2 separate regions of the Homo sapiens genome follow, and region 2 is linked to region 1. Evidence: chromatin loops called from intact Hi-C (ENCODE). Cell type or tissue: psoas muscle. All regions are shown on one strand. Links, peaks and the distances in the headings refer to the core of each region. The heading gives the core; the rest is flanking DNA.

Region 1 (8,224 bases), core at 3,375-5,874:
AATTAATTAATGTATTTATCCATCTATCTTGAGTTAAGTTCTTGCTCTGTTGCCCAGGCTGGAGTGCAGTGGCAGGATGATAAGTTACTGCAGACTCCAACTCCCTGGCTCAAGTGATCCTCCCACCTCAGCCTCCTAGGTAGCGTGTGTGGCTTATGTCTGTGGTCCCGCTACTCTGGAGGCTGAGGCATGAGAATCACTTGAACCCAGGAGGTGGAGGTTGCAGCGAGCCGAGATTGTGCTACTGCACTCCAGCCTGAGTGAGACTCCTTTTTTTTTTTTTAAATAAAAAAAAGAGAGAGAGAGAGAGCAGATGGGTGCAGTGGCTCACGCCTGTAATCCCAGCACTTTGGGAGGCCGAGGTGGGCGGTTCAGAAGGTCAGGAGATCGAGACCATCCTAGCTAACACGGTGAAACCCCCTCTCTACTAAAAATAAAAATACAAAAAAAAAAAAAAAATTAGCCGGGCATGGCGGCATGCGCCTGTAGTCCCAGCTGCTGGGGAGGCCGAGGCAGGAGAATGGCATGAACCCGGGAGGCGGAGCTGGCAGTGAGCCCAGATGGCACCACTGCACTCCAGCCTGGGTGATAGAGAGAGATTCCGTCTCAAAAAAAAAAAAAAAAAAAGACACACACACACACACACACACACACACACACACACACACACACACACAATGAGATACACACAGATACATAGCCCTAGAATCAGACCCCAGGACAGACATAGCCAGACTATTTTCATTTTTTTATTTTTTTAGTATTTATTGATCATTTTTGGGTGTTTCTCGGAGAGGGGGATTTGGCAGGGTCATAGGACAATAGTGGAGGGAAGGTCAGCAGATAAACATGTGAACAAAGGTCTCTGGTTTTCCTAGGCAGAGGACCCTGCGGCCTTCCGCAGTGTTTGTGTCCCTGGGTATTTGAGATTAGGGAGTGGTGACGACTCTTAAGGAGCATGCTGCCTTCAAGCATCTGTTTAACAAAGCACATCTTGCACCGCCCTTAATCCATTTAACCCTGAGTGGACACAGCACATGTTTCAGAGAGCACGGGGTTGGGGGTAAGGTTATAGATTAACAGCATCCCAAGGCAGAAAAATTTTTCTTAGTACAGAACAAAATGGAGTCTCCTAAGACATAGCCAGACTATTATACATGGTTATAAACACAACACACGTCGGGCGTGGTGGCTCACGACTGTAATCCCAGCACTTTGGGAGGCCAAGGTGAGTGGATCACCTGAGGTCAGGAGTTCGAGACCAGCCTGGCCAACATGGTGAAACCCTGTCTCTACTAAAAATACAAAAATTAGCCGGGGGTGGTGGTGTGCGCCTGTGATCCCAGCTACTCGGGAGGCGGAGGCAGGAGAATCACTTAAACCCAGGAAGCGGAGGTTGCAGTGAGCCAAGATTGTGCCATTGCACTCCAGCCTGGGTGACAGAGCAAGACTCTGTCTCCATAAAAAACCCCAAAAAACAAAAAACACAATACAGACTTGGGTACACACATACTACATACATGCAATCAAACATACACAGAGATATGCAATGTATCTGCACAGCCCTACAGACAGACCTGGAGACACAACTCAAAAAAAAAAAAAAAAAAAAAAGCCAGCGCACAGACCCAGGGAGCTGACAACACACGGGCATACACGCTGGGTGCTTTGGACACAAAAGCCACACCGTAGGGAGTTTTTTCTCTCATTCACTCAAACACACATTGACCCAGACGCCCCCACACAAGGACACACACGGATGGACATACACACGACCGCAGTCCACAAGCCAGGGCAGACTGCCATCCCCCAAGTCCAGCGACCCTCAGATAAAGACAGACAAGCAGACTGACCCCAACATAGTCCCTTGAATTTCAGGCTGGGGGTGCTCAAGGCTGGTATGGAGGGGCTCACCCAGCATCAGATAGAAAAAGTCAGAAGCATCCAACATTTTTTTTTTGAGACAGAGTCTCGCTCTGTTGCCCAGGCTGGAATGCAGTGGCACCATCTCGGCTCACTGCAACCTCCACCTCCTGCGTTCAAGCAATTCTCCTGCCTCCAGAGTAGTTGGGATTACAGGTGCTGGCCACCATGCCTGACTAATTTTTTCACATTTTTAGTACAGACGAGGTTTTACCATGTTGGCCAGGCTGGTCTCGAACTCCTGACCTCAGGCGATCTGCCTGCCTCAGCCTCCCAGAATGCTGGGATTACAGGTGTGAGCCACTGCGCCCGGCCTTTTTTCTTTTTTTTTTTGAGATGGATTTTCACTTTTGCTGCCCAGGCTGGTGTACAATGGCGTGATCTTGGCTCACTGCAACCTCTGCCTCCCGGGTTCAAGCGATTCTTCTGCCTCAGCCTCCTGAGTAGCTGGGATTACAGGCATGTGCCACCACGGCCAGCTAACTTTTTTGTAGTTCTAGTAGAGACAGTTTTCACCACGTTAGCCAGGCTGGTCTGGAACTCCTGACCTCAGGTGATCCACCCGCCTCGGCCTCCAAAAGTGCTTGGATTACAGGCGTGAGCCACTGTGTCCAGCCGCATCCAACATCTTGGTGGTGCCGGAGTTCTGGTGACAGTGGAGTGGCTGGGGGGCATCCTGTGCCAGTCCCCAGGCCACTGGTGCTGAGAAAGGATTCCTGCTGGGGTGGGGCCATCACCCCACGTGGTGACCTTTTCCACGTCAGGGGAGCAGAGGGCTTTGGGATGGGTTCACCCACTCAGACCAGGCCTCATGGAGGAAGGGTGGGGTGGAGAAACCAAGGCCTCCGTAGCTCCTGTTAGTGATTTAAGACACAGCCCCCACCCCACACCAGGGGCGTGGCAGGTCTGGGGTGGGGTCTTGGTGGATGTACATGCGGATTATGGGTGAGGGCAGAGCCTGCATGTTTGGAGGGCAGAACGAATGGGGCAAGGCCTAAAGGAATCAAAGGGCGGCTGCAAGTCCCAGCGAAATTGGTGAGGGATGAGCATGGCTTGAAAACCTGGAGTGGGAAGAGGGTGCAGGACTCCGGAAGGGCAGAACCCAGAAAAGGGGCTAGGGGTTGAGACAGGACAAACCCTCAAAGGGGGAGAGGTGCCGAGCCTGAGGAGAGGGTGGTATGGACTAAGAAAAGCAGAAAAGTGCCAGGCGCGGTGGCTCACACCTGTAATCCCACAACTTTGGGAGGCCAAGGTGAGTGAATCACCTGAGGTCAGGAGTTCGAGACCAGCCTGACCAACATGGTGAAACCCTGTCCTTACTAATAATACAATAAAAAAAAAAAATTAGACGGGCGTGGTGGTGCATGTCTGTAATCCCAGCTACTCGGGAGCCTGAGGCAGGAGGATCACTTGAACCCGGGAGTCGGAGGTTGCAGTGAGCCGAGATCGCACCATTGCACTGCAGCCTGGACGACAAGAGCAAAACTCCGTCTCCAAAAAAAAAAAAAAAAAAAAAAGCAGAAAACAGAGTGGGGCACGAAGAGTCTCCAGGCCCTATTCCCAGGTCACTAATGATTGGGAAATGGGCGGGGCCTGGGAGAATGACAGGGAGGTGTGAGGGACTGAGGAGTGGGCAGGGTCTGGGAGGCTGATAACAGGGGAAGTGGGCGGGGCCTGGAGATAATATTGGGAGGAACTGTGGCGTGGGAAGGGCCTGGAGCGGACAGCAGGGGAAGTGGGCGGGGCCTGGGGAGAATGACAGGGAAGTGGGAGGGACTAAGGAGTTAGCAAGGGCTGGGAGACAAATAACTATGAAGTGGGCGGAGTCTAGGGAGAATGACCGTGGGGTAGGGGAACTGAGGAGTGGGCTGGGCCTGGGAGTCTGCTGGGGAAGCGGACGGTCCTCGAGAGAATGACAGGAAAGTGGGAAGGACTGAGGAGTGGGCAGAGCCTGAGAGGCAAACGGATGGGTACGAGGGCGGGGCCTGGGGAGAAGCTAGGGAGGTGGGAGGCGGATGACAGCGGAATGGGGCTTCGGTAGACTGACAGGATCAGTCGTGGAAGGGGCGGGCCCATCTTTCTCTTGAACCCGCGAGCCAAAGCCACGTTGGTGCTGGTGATCATCCAGGCTGAGCGCTGGGCATTCCCAGTCTCGGGCGATTTCTTGGCGTTACTTCCAGGCTGAGAGCCATGACTAGGCGAGCTTCGGCCGTGGGACCGAAGACCTCCCACCCTCAGCACTCTAACCTCCCCGACCCTGCCCTCGCTGTGCCTCGTTGGGAATCCGCCTCCGGGGTCTTCCGCGGTCCAGGAGCCGCACCTGCCGGGTGGAGACGCGGGGCTGGCTGGGGTGCGGGAGTAGGAGGTCTTCGGTCCAACCGCCTCCAACCCATTCCTGCTTCCGACGTTCTGTTCCCGCGCTTAATGCCCTGCCCGATCCAGTTCCGGCCTCCCATCTCCCCTTCCCGCGTCTCCACGCTCTTTCCTTCCCCGGTTCTGCCGTGAATGCTCCCAAGTCCTAGAGCACCGGAACTCCCCGCGCGCCTTGGCTCCTGGGCCCCAGCTCCGTGCAGTCCTGGACTGGGGCTCCAGGTCCACCAGGGGGCGCCCGCTGCCCAAGCTGGGTATCGCTGCGGAGAAAAGGGGCCCAGAGTGATTGTTCCTCAGGGGAGGGAGGGGGAGGTCCCCAGAGGGAAGGGCCTGAGTTTCCTCTTGGGGGATGGATCCTAGGTGGTCTGAGGGGTGAGTCCTGGGTTCCCTGGCGGGAGTGGATCTTGGGTGGTCCTCTGTGGGTACAGGGTGGAACTTGGGTGTTCTGAGGGGTAGTCCCTGGGGACTCCTCTGGGAGCGGGGCAGACCTTGGATGGTCGTAGGATTGGACCTGGACCTCTGTGTGTGTGATTGTGCATGCCCATAACGTGTGTTCTTGCGTTATGTCTATGACTAGCCATGGTGCCTGCCATGTATGTGTATCTACGATTGTGTCTTTGGGTGTCTGTCTCAGTGTGTAACCGTGTACGTGTGTGTTGTGTACCTCCATGTCTGTTTTGGTATGTGTGTGATGGTGTGTCTGTGTTGGTGTGTTCTAGTCTCGGTGTGTTTGGTTATATGCCCTGAATATATGTCTCTTGTGTCCTTGTGTGTGTCTGTTGCTAGCTTTTTTTTTTTTTTTGAGGCAGAATCTTACTCTGTCATCCAGGCTGGAGTACAGCGGCGCCATCTTGGCTCACTGCAACCTCTGCCTCCCGGGTTCAAGCGAGTCTCCCATCTCAGCCTCCTTAGTAGCTGGGACTACAGGCACTCACCACCACGCCCGGCTATTTTTTTTTTTTTTTTTTTTTTGTATTTTTGGTAGAGACAGGGTTTCACCATGTTGGCCAGGTTGGTCTCGGACTCCTGACCTCAAGTGATCTGACTGCCTTGGCATCCCAAGGTGCTGGGATTACAGGCGTGAGACACTGCACCCGGTCTGTGGCTAGCTTTGATGGTTGTTGTGTATCTATGATTGTGTGTCCAGGTGTGTGTGTGTGTGTGTGATTGTGTGTATGTCTGCATGGTGTGTCTGTATGTCTGTCTTGTTTTGTGTGATTGTATATGTCCAGAATGGGTGTGCCCTTTGTGTTCTGGTGTCTGTGTGTGTCTACTTGTGTCCCTCCCCCAGGGGAGTTGGAAAGTCCTTTCCAGGTAGTTACCCTGCTGGGATTCCCTTTCCAAAGCGGGTTGACTTCCCAGCACCGTGAGCTGCCTCTTCATGCTCTTGGAAGGGGTCGCTGGGTCTGCCCCAAGTCTGCCTGGGTCTTCCCCAACCCTGACTCCTCCTTCCACTGCCCTCAACAGGGAAACACCATTTCCTGCCTTTGATGTCACTAGGTACAAAAAGTTTCCTTCCTCCAAGTGGCTCTGGCCACTGGTTTCTTTCTGCGTGTGTGAAAGCTGGCCACGATTCTGTGCTTAATGTTAAAACAAAAAGAATAAAACAAAGCAAACAAAACGAACCCATGGAAAATGCAAGCATGCAAAATCATACACCATGAAACATCCACATCTTCTCACCCCAATACCCTCAATTTTTGCACATCTTTCTGAAATGTTTTATACAAACCTATTTCTGCTCTGAAACCCAAAGCGTGCATTCTGCACATAGCAGCCTGCACCTTGCTTTCGTTTCTTTTTTTCCTCACTTGGTTATTCTTTTAAAGGTTTTTTTTTGTTCCCCCGAGACAGAATCTCACTCTGTTGCCTAGGCTGGAGTGCAGTGGCATGATGATCTCGGCTCACTGCAGCCTCTGCCTCCTGGGTTCAAGTGATTCTCCTGCCTCAGCCTCCTGAGTAGCTGGGATTACAGGCATGCGCCACCACACCTGACTAATTTTTGTATTTTTAGTCGAGATGGGGTTTCCCCATGTTGGCCAGGCTGGTTTCGAACTCCTGACCTCGTGATCCACCTGCCTGGACCTCCCAAAGTGCAGGGATTACAGGCGTGAGCCACCATGCCCAGCCTCTTTTTTTTTTTTTTTTTTTTTGAGATGGAGTCTCACTCTGTTGTCAGGCTGGAGGGCAGTGGTGTGATCTCGGCTCACTGCAACCTCCACCTCCCCGGTTTAAGCGATTCTCCTGCCGCAGCCTCCCGAGTAGCTGGGACTACAGGGGCCCGACACCACGCCCAGCTAATTTTTGTATTTTTAGTGGAGACGGGGTTTCATTATGTTGGCCAGGATGGTCTCGATCTCTTGACTTCGTATCTGCCCGCCCCCGCCTCCCAAAGTGCTGGGATTACAGGTGTGAAGCACCGCACCCGGCCGCCTAGCCCCCTTTAAAGGTTTTGTAAACCATCTGCCCAAAAAAGCAATTACATAGAATAATCACGCCAAATTTTCAACCTAAAGTTCAAACAGGACAGAGACTCAACCTGATGGGTAAGGCCCATTTCACACTAAAAACCTTAATCTTTGAAAGAGTAGAGGAGGCAAAGTCTGAGTGCCTTGTTCTCTTAGCCCTTGGAGATCTCTGTCAAGAGATGACTCAGACATGTTTTTAATTTTTAAACCGATTCTGTGAGTAATAACCTGGCAGTTTTCCTTCTGATGACCAATGCAGTTATTTTCATCTTCAACAATTTTGCACCACATATTCCTGCCTGCCCCTTGTTTTTATTTATTTATTTTTGTTTTTTTGTTTATTTTGTTTTGTTTTGAGACTGAGTCTCTCTCTGTCACCCAGGCTGGAGTGCAGTGGCATGATCTCAGCTCACTGCAACCTCTGCCTCCCGGGTTCAAGCGATTCTCGTGCCTCAGCCTTCCGTGTAGCTGGGATTACAGGCGCCCACCACCATGCCCAGCTAATTTTTGTTGTATTTTTAGTAGAGACAAGGTTTCACCATGTTAGCCAGGCTGGCATGACCCACTGCACCTGGCCTTTTTTTTTTTTAGACAAGTCTTGCCCTGTCACCCAGGCTGGAGTGCAATGGCGTGACCTCAGCTCACTGCAACTTCCACCTTCCGGGTTTAAGGGATTCTCCTGCCTCAGACTCCCGAGTAACTGGCATTACAGGTGTGGACCACCACGCCTGGCTAATTTTTGTATTTTTAGTAGAGACGGGGTCTCACTATATTGCCCAGGCTAGTTTTGAACTCCTGAGCTCAAGTGATTCGCCCCCCTCAGCCTCCCAAAGTGCTGGGATTACAGGTGTGAGCCCCCGGCCATGCCTTCCTTTTTGCCCAAACAAGATCAACCCATGTACACAGTCACGTGGAGGCACCACACTCTCAGCCCACTGGCAGCAATGATGGCTGGTCCTATTGAGCACCTGCTGTATGCCAGGCACTATTCTGGCTCCCTGATTCTGGACAACAGTCCCACAAGGTGGTCACTGGTGTTAGTCTCATTTCATATACGGGGAAACTGAGGCACAGAGAGATGGAGAGATTTCAAGGTCATGTAGCCAGCAGAGGCAGAGCTGGGATTTGAAGCCAAGTGAGTCAAATCCTATGCTCTGGTGCTGCTCAACTGGAAACACATCGATGCCCGCATGCATCCTCCTGAGTACACAGTATCACATCAGAGACACTCAGTCCCAGAGTAGCAGGATGTGTGCCTCAACTTCACAAAGCTCACTTGCTGTGCACAATCATACCTTGCAAGCTGGGAGTGGTGGTTCCTGCCTCTAATCCCAGCACCCTGGGAGGCTGAGACGGGAGGATCTCTTGAGGAAATGCTGTGGTCGTTTCCTCAACTTCAGGAGTTCCAGACCAGTCTAAGCGAGAATGTACCTTGCAACTCTTTTTTTTTTTTTTTTTTTTTT
Region 2 (4,979 bases), core at 2,480-4,979, 350 kb after region 1:
TTACAGGCGTGAGCCACCGCGCCCGGCCCAGAGGAACTTTTTTTTTTTTTTTCCAGAGGAACATTTTTTATCCAAAGGAATGACTCCCTAATGGTGGAATTCCAGGCAATGAAGTGAGGCGCGAGGCAGATTGTCACATAGGGAGCTGTCATATTTCATGGGTACCATTCACGCAAGGCGGGACTTGTTCTTAGGCAGCCAACACTTCCGCATTGTCCTGGCATTTGAGCCGCGGAACCAAGTTCCGCGTATCTTGCCCATTGTAACCCCACAGCACCAATTTGAAGCTATGTAGTGCCCTCTGGTGGCCTTCGGTGATTTGGCTTCAGTGTCTCAAACTCTCTGATTAGACTGTTTCCAAAGAGAAGGCTGTTAGGGGGCCTCAGAAGTCAGGTTTGGATGTTTGAGCTCTAAGCTGCAGGATTTGGGGAGCCGTGGTGTGGGGGTGATTTATTTATTTATTTTTGAGAAAGAGTCTCACTCTGTCGCCCAGGCTGGAGGGCAATGGTGTGATCTTGGCTCACTGCAACCTCCACCTCCCAGGTTCAAGTGATTCTCCTCCCTCAGCCTCCCGAGTAGCTGGGACTACAAGAGCCCGACACCACGCCCAGCTAATTTTTGTATTTTCTTTTGAGTAGAGACGGGGTTTCACCATGTTGGCCAGGCTGGTCTCGAACTCCTGACCTCAGGTTATCCACCTGCCTTGGCTTTCCAAAGTGCTGGGATTACAGGTGTGAACCATGCCTGGCCGGAGTGGGGATGATTCAAACAGTGGATATTCGCATAGAATGTGCCCATTCCTATGGTGTAAATAGTCCCACCGCATCTGATTTCTTTTTTCTTCTTTTTTTTTTGTTTTTTGTTTTTTTGTTTTTGAGATAGAGTCTTGCTCTGTTGCCCAGGCTGGAATGCAGTGGCACAATCTCAGCTCACTGCAACCTCCACCTCCTGGGTTCCAAGCAGTTCTCCCTGCCTCCGCTGCCTGAGTAGCTCGATTACAAGTGCCCACCACCAAGCCCAGCTAACTTTTGTATTTTTAGTAGAGATGGGGTTTGGCTGTTTGCCAGGCTGGTCTTGAACTCCCGACCTCAGATGATTTGCCCGCCTCGGCCTCTTACAGTGCTGGGATTACAGGTGTGGGCCACCGCACCTGGCCCACAGCTGATTTCAAGTCATCATAAGTATCCTCACTTTCCTTGCCTCCAGTCCACCCAGCAAAAGCACAACTAACATCAGAGAGCTCAGGCACGGGGATAACCATAAGGTCCTATGTAATCTGCATCTCCCTTCCTGCCTTGGCCATGCTGGCCACAGGCAGCAGGAAGGGGCAGAGGAAGGAGCTGGGCGAGGATGTGGCCTCAGCTGGAGTTTACTTAGAGATTAGCTCCATGGAGAAAAATAAAGTGGAGTAACATGCTAGCAAGTTTTTATTTAAAACTTTAAAAATAAAAAAGTTTTTGAGGCCGGGCATGGTGGCTAATGCCTGTAATCCCAGCACTCCGGGAGGCCGAGGCAGGCGGATCACAAGGGCAGGAGATCGAGACCATCCTGGCTAACACGGTGAAACCCCGTCTCTACTAAAAATATAAAAAATTAGCCGGACATGGTGGCAGGCGCCTATAGTCCCAACTATTCGGGCAGCTGAGGCAGGAGAATGGCGTGAACCCGGGAGGCGGAGCTTGCAGTGAGCCGAGATCGCACCACTGCACTCCAGCCTGGGCATTACAGTGAGACTGTCTCAAAAAAAAAAAAAAAAAAAGAAAAGTAAAAAAAGAACAGAATGCTTTGGCATATTTAAAAATGGTTCCTGCCGGGCACAGTGGCTCATGCCTGTAATCCCAGCACTTTGGGAGGCTGAGGCGGGTGGATTACGAGGTCAGGAGATCGAGACCATCCTGGCTAACACGGAGAAACCCCGTCTCTACTAAAATAGTACAAAAAAATTAGCCAGGCGTGGTGGCGGGCGCCTGTAGTCCCAGCTACTCGGGAGGCTGAGGCAGGAGAATGGCGTGAACCCAGGAGACGGAGCTTGCAGTGAGCCGAGATCGTCCCACTGCACCCCAGCCTGGGCGACAGAGCGAGACTCTGCCTCAAAAAAAGAAAGAAAGAAAGAAAGAAAGAAAGAAAGAAAGAAATCTAGCCCCTTCCTCAGGGCCGAGAGAATTTTGAGCACTAGCCTTCTCTCGGTCGCCTGAATTCATCTCAGAGTGTGGCATTTCTCTGCAACTCACTCGGTTACAACACGGGGTGTGGATTATTCAGGAGTGTTCTGGGAAGGGGTTGAGGATTTTCCAGAACTAAGGGTTCCTCGCCTTTCTAGACTCTCTAGGATAGCTTCCGGACATTGCCATGGCATCTGTAAACTGTCATGGCGCTTGCGGGAGTTTCTTTTAGCAGCTAATACATGATAATTAGTGTATAATAAGAATGAACAATGAGGACAACCACAGGTCAGTTTTGTCGCCATCTTGGTTTTGGTGGGATTTGGGCTGGCTTCTCTACCGCAGCCTGTTTAATCAGTAGGGTCTTTATGACCTGTATCTTGTGTCGACCTCCTATCTCATCCTGTGACTAAGAATGCCTGATCTCCCGGGAATGCCCAGCAGGTCGCAGCCTCATGTTACCCAGCTCCTGTTCAAGATGGAGTCACACTGGTTCAAACTCCTCTGACAAGTTTGTAAAACTTATGAAACTGCGGGGGCTGCCCTAAGACTTCTGCACACTGAGTCTTGAGCGATTCGTCAATTACCGTTCAGGTTTTTCTACCCCGGTACTGGTTCCTGAGGTGTTTTCTGCTCCAGTAAACCGACACTCTCTCTCTGACTCTCCAATTCATAACAAAACATTTCATGACACGAAACACAAACATACATAAAATGTACTTTTTTTTTTTTTGAGATGGAATCTCACTCTGTCACCCAGGCTGGAGTGCAGTGGCGGGATCTCAGCTCACTGCAACCTCTGCCTCCCGGGTTCAAGCAATTCTCCTGCCTCAGCCTCCTGAGTAGCTGAGATTACAGGCACGTGCCACTATGCCTGGCTAATTTTTTGTACTTTTAGTAGAGACGGGTTTCACCATGTTGGTCAGGCTGGTCTCGAACTCCTGACCTCATGATCCACCTGCCTCAGCCTCCCAAAGTGCTGGGATTACAGGCGTGAGCCACCATGCCCAGCAAAATGTACCTCTTTTACCATTTTCTTTTTTTGAGATAGGATCTTGCTCTGTTGCCTGGGCTAGAGTGTAGTGGCACGATCACAGTTCACTTCAGGCTCAACCTCACCAGGCTCAAGCGATCCTCCTCCGTCAGCCTCCTGAGTAGCTTGGATTACAGGCACCAGACACCACACCCAGGGCAGCTGTTTGCCCTGTGTCCTTGTAACTACCCAGTGGGTTCACCTTGCTCTCCGCCTAGACAGAGTCAATTTCTCAAGACAGGAATTGCAGTAGAGAAAGAGTAATTCACACAGAGCCGGCTGTGTGGGAGACTGGAGTTTTATTAATCAAATCAGTCTCCTTGAGCTTTCTGGGAGCAGAGCTTTTAAGGACAACTTGGTGGGTTGGGAGAAGCCAGCGAGCCAGGAGTGCTGATCGGTCATGGATGAAATCACAGGGAGTCAAAGCTGTCTTCTTGCACTGAGTCAGTTCCTGGTGGGGGACCACAAGATCTCATGAGCCAGTTTATCAATCTGGGTGGTGCCAGCTGATCCATCAAGTGCAGGGTTTGCAAAATATCTCAAGCCCTGATCTTAGGAGCAATTTAGGGAGGGTCAGAATCTTTTAGCCTCTAGCTGCATGCCTCCTAAACCATCATTTCTAATCTTGGGGCTAATTTGTTAGTCCTACAAAGGCAGTCTAGTGCCCAAACAAGAAGGAGGTTTGTTTTGGGAAAGGGCTGTTATCGTCTTTGTTTTAAACTATAAAGTTCCTCCCAAGGTTACTTCCGCCTATGCCCAAGAATGAACAAGGACAGCTTGGAGGTTAGAAGCAAGATGGAGGCCAGGCGCGGTGGCTCACGCCTGTAATCCTAACACTTTGGGAGGCCAAGGCAGGTGGATCACCTGAGGTTGGGATTTCGAGACCAGCCTGACCAACATGGTGAGGTGAGAGGATGGCTTCAGCACAGGAGGCTGAGGCTGCAGTGAGCTATGATTGTACCATTGCACTCCAGCCTGGGCAACAGAGCAAGACCCTCATCCCAAAACAAAAGCAAAAATAATAATAATAATAAACCCCAACCCTCACCCAGTCTGTAGTACTTAGTTATGGCATTCCTAACAGACCAATACAGTGAAACTAGGTCTATCGCCAGAAAAGCCCATTCTGTGGGCTAACAGAATATATTGTCCCTTATTTTTTTATTTTTTTTGACAGAGTATCGCTCTGTCACCCAGGTTGGAGTGCAGTGGTGTGATCTTGGCTCACTGCAACCTCCACCTCCTGGGTTCAAGCAATTCTTCTGCCTTAGCCTCCTGAGTAGCTGGGATTACAGGCATCCACCACCATGCCTGGCTAATTTCTGTATTTTTAGTAGAGATGTGTTGTCACCACATTGGCCAGGCTGGCCTTGAACTCCTGACCTGTGATCCGCCCACCTCAGCCTCCCAAAGTGCTGGGATTACAGGCATGAGCCACCGTGCCCAGTCTATTGCCCGTTATTTAGGCTGTATCTTTGTGTAGCTCCTCCACTTCCCAGAACCCTCTATCTTCTCAGAGGCTTAGGCCTGGAGATCCATTTTCTTTCTCTAGATTCTTTGAGACCCACTTCCTTCAAATTCAGCTCCCCGTCTGCCTGGTCTCAGGGGCCCTATCTTTGGGGATGAATAAGATGATTTATTATTTTTTTCTTCAGTCATTTTGCACTTTCACATATTCTTCTGGGTCATCTTCTCATAATGTCCAAAGACAGTCTAGACTATCAGTTCCTCTAGCTGGTTCTTCTGCCCCCTGTGAGATGCAAGGATAAGTAAAACCATTCGGG

The links. Peaks named below come from ENCODE experiments on the same cell type or tissue, not always from the same donor. Only the 100,000 strongest peaks of a DNase experiment are listed, where the experiment ranks them.
Region 2: it touches region 1 in a loop (12-fold over the local background); 74 of 110 quality-filtered maps call a loop at or near these places.

Annotation. Positions count from the first base shown.
Region 1 is chr19:6,512,530-6,520,753 of GRCh38, forward strand. No RefSeq gene overlaps it. Among named protein-coding and RNA genes, the nearest start is that of TUBB4A, 14 kb to the left of the region's middle. RefSeq lists enhancers at 3,603-4,143, 5,485-5,534, 5,585-5,714 and a silencer at 4,005-4,174. In psoas muscle, for the core only: a CTCF peak has its summit at 4,522 (motif pointing right); DNase peaks (open chromatin) are centred at 3,642 and 4,512; H3K4me3 peaks cover 1,344 bases; H3K27ac peaks cover 1,027 bases.
Region 2 is chr19:6,863,455-6,868,433 of GRCh38, forward strand. No RefSeq gene overlaps it. Among named protein-coding and RNA genes, the nearest start is that of ADGRE1, 22 kb to the right of the region's middle. RefSeq lists a silencer at 4,711-4,911. In psoas muscle, for the core only: no CTCF peak of the experiment used is centred there; no DNase peak of the experiment used is centred there.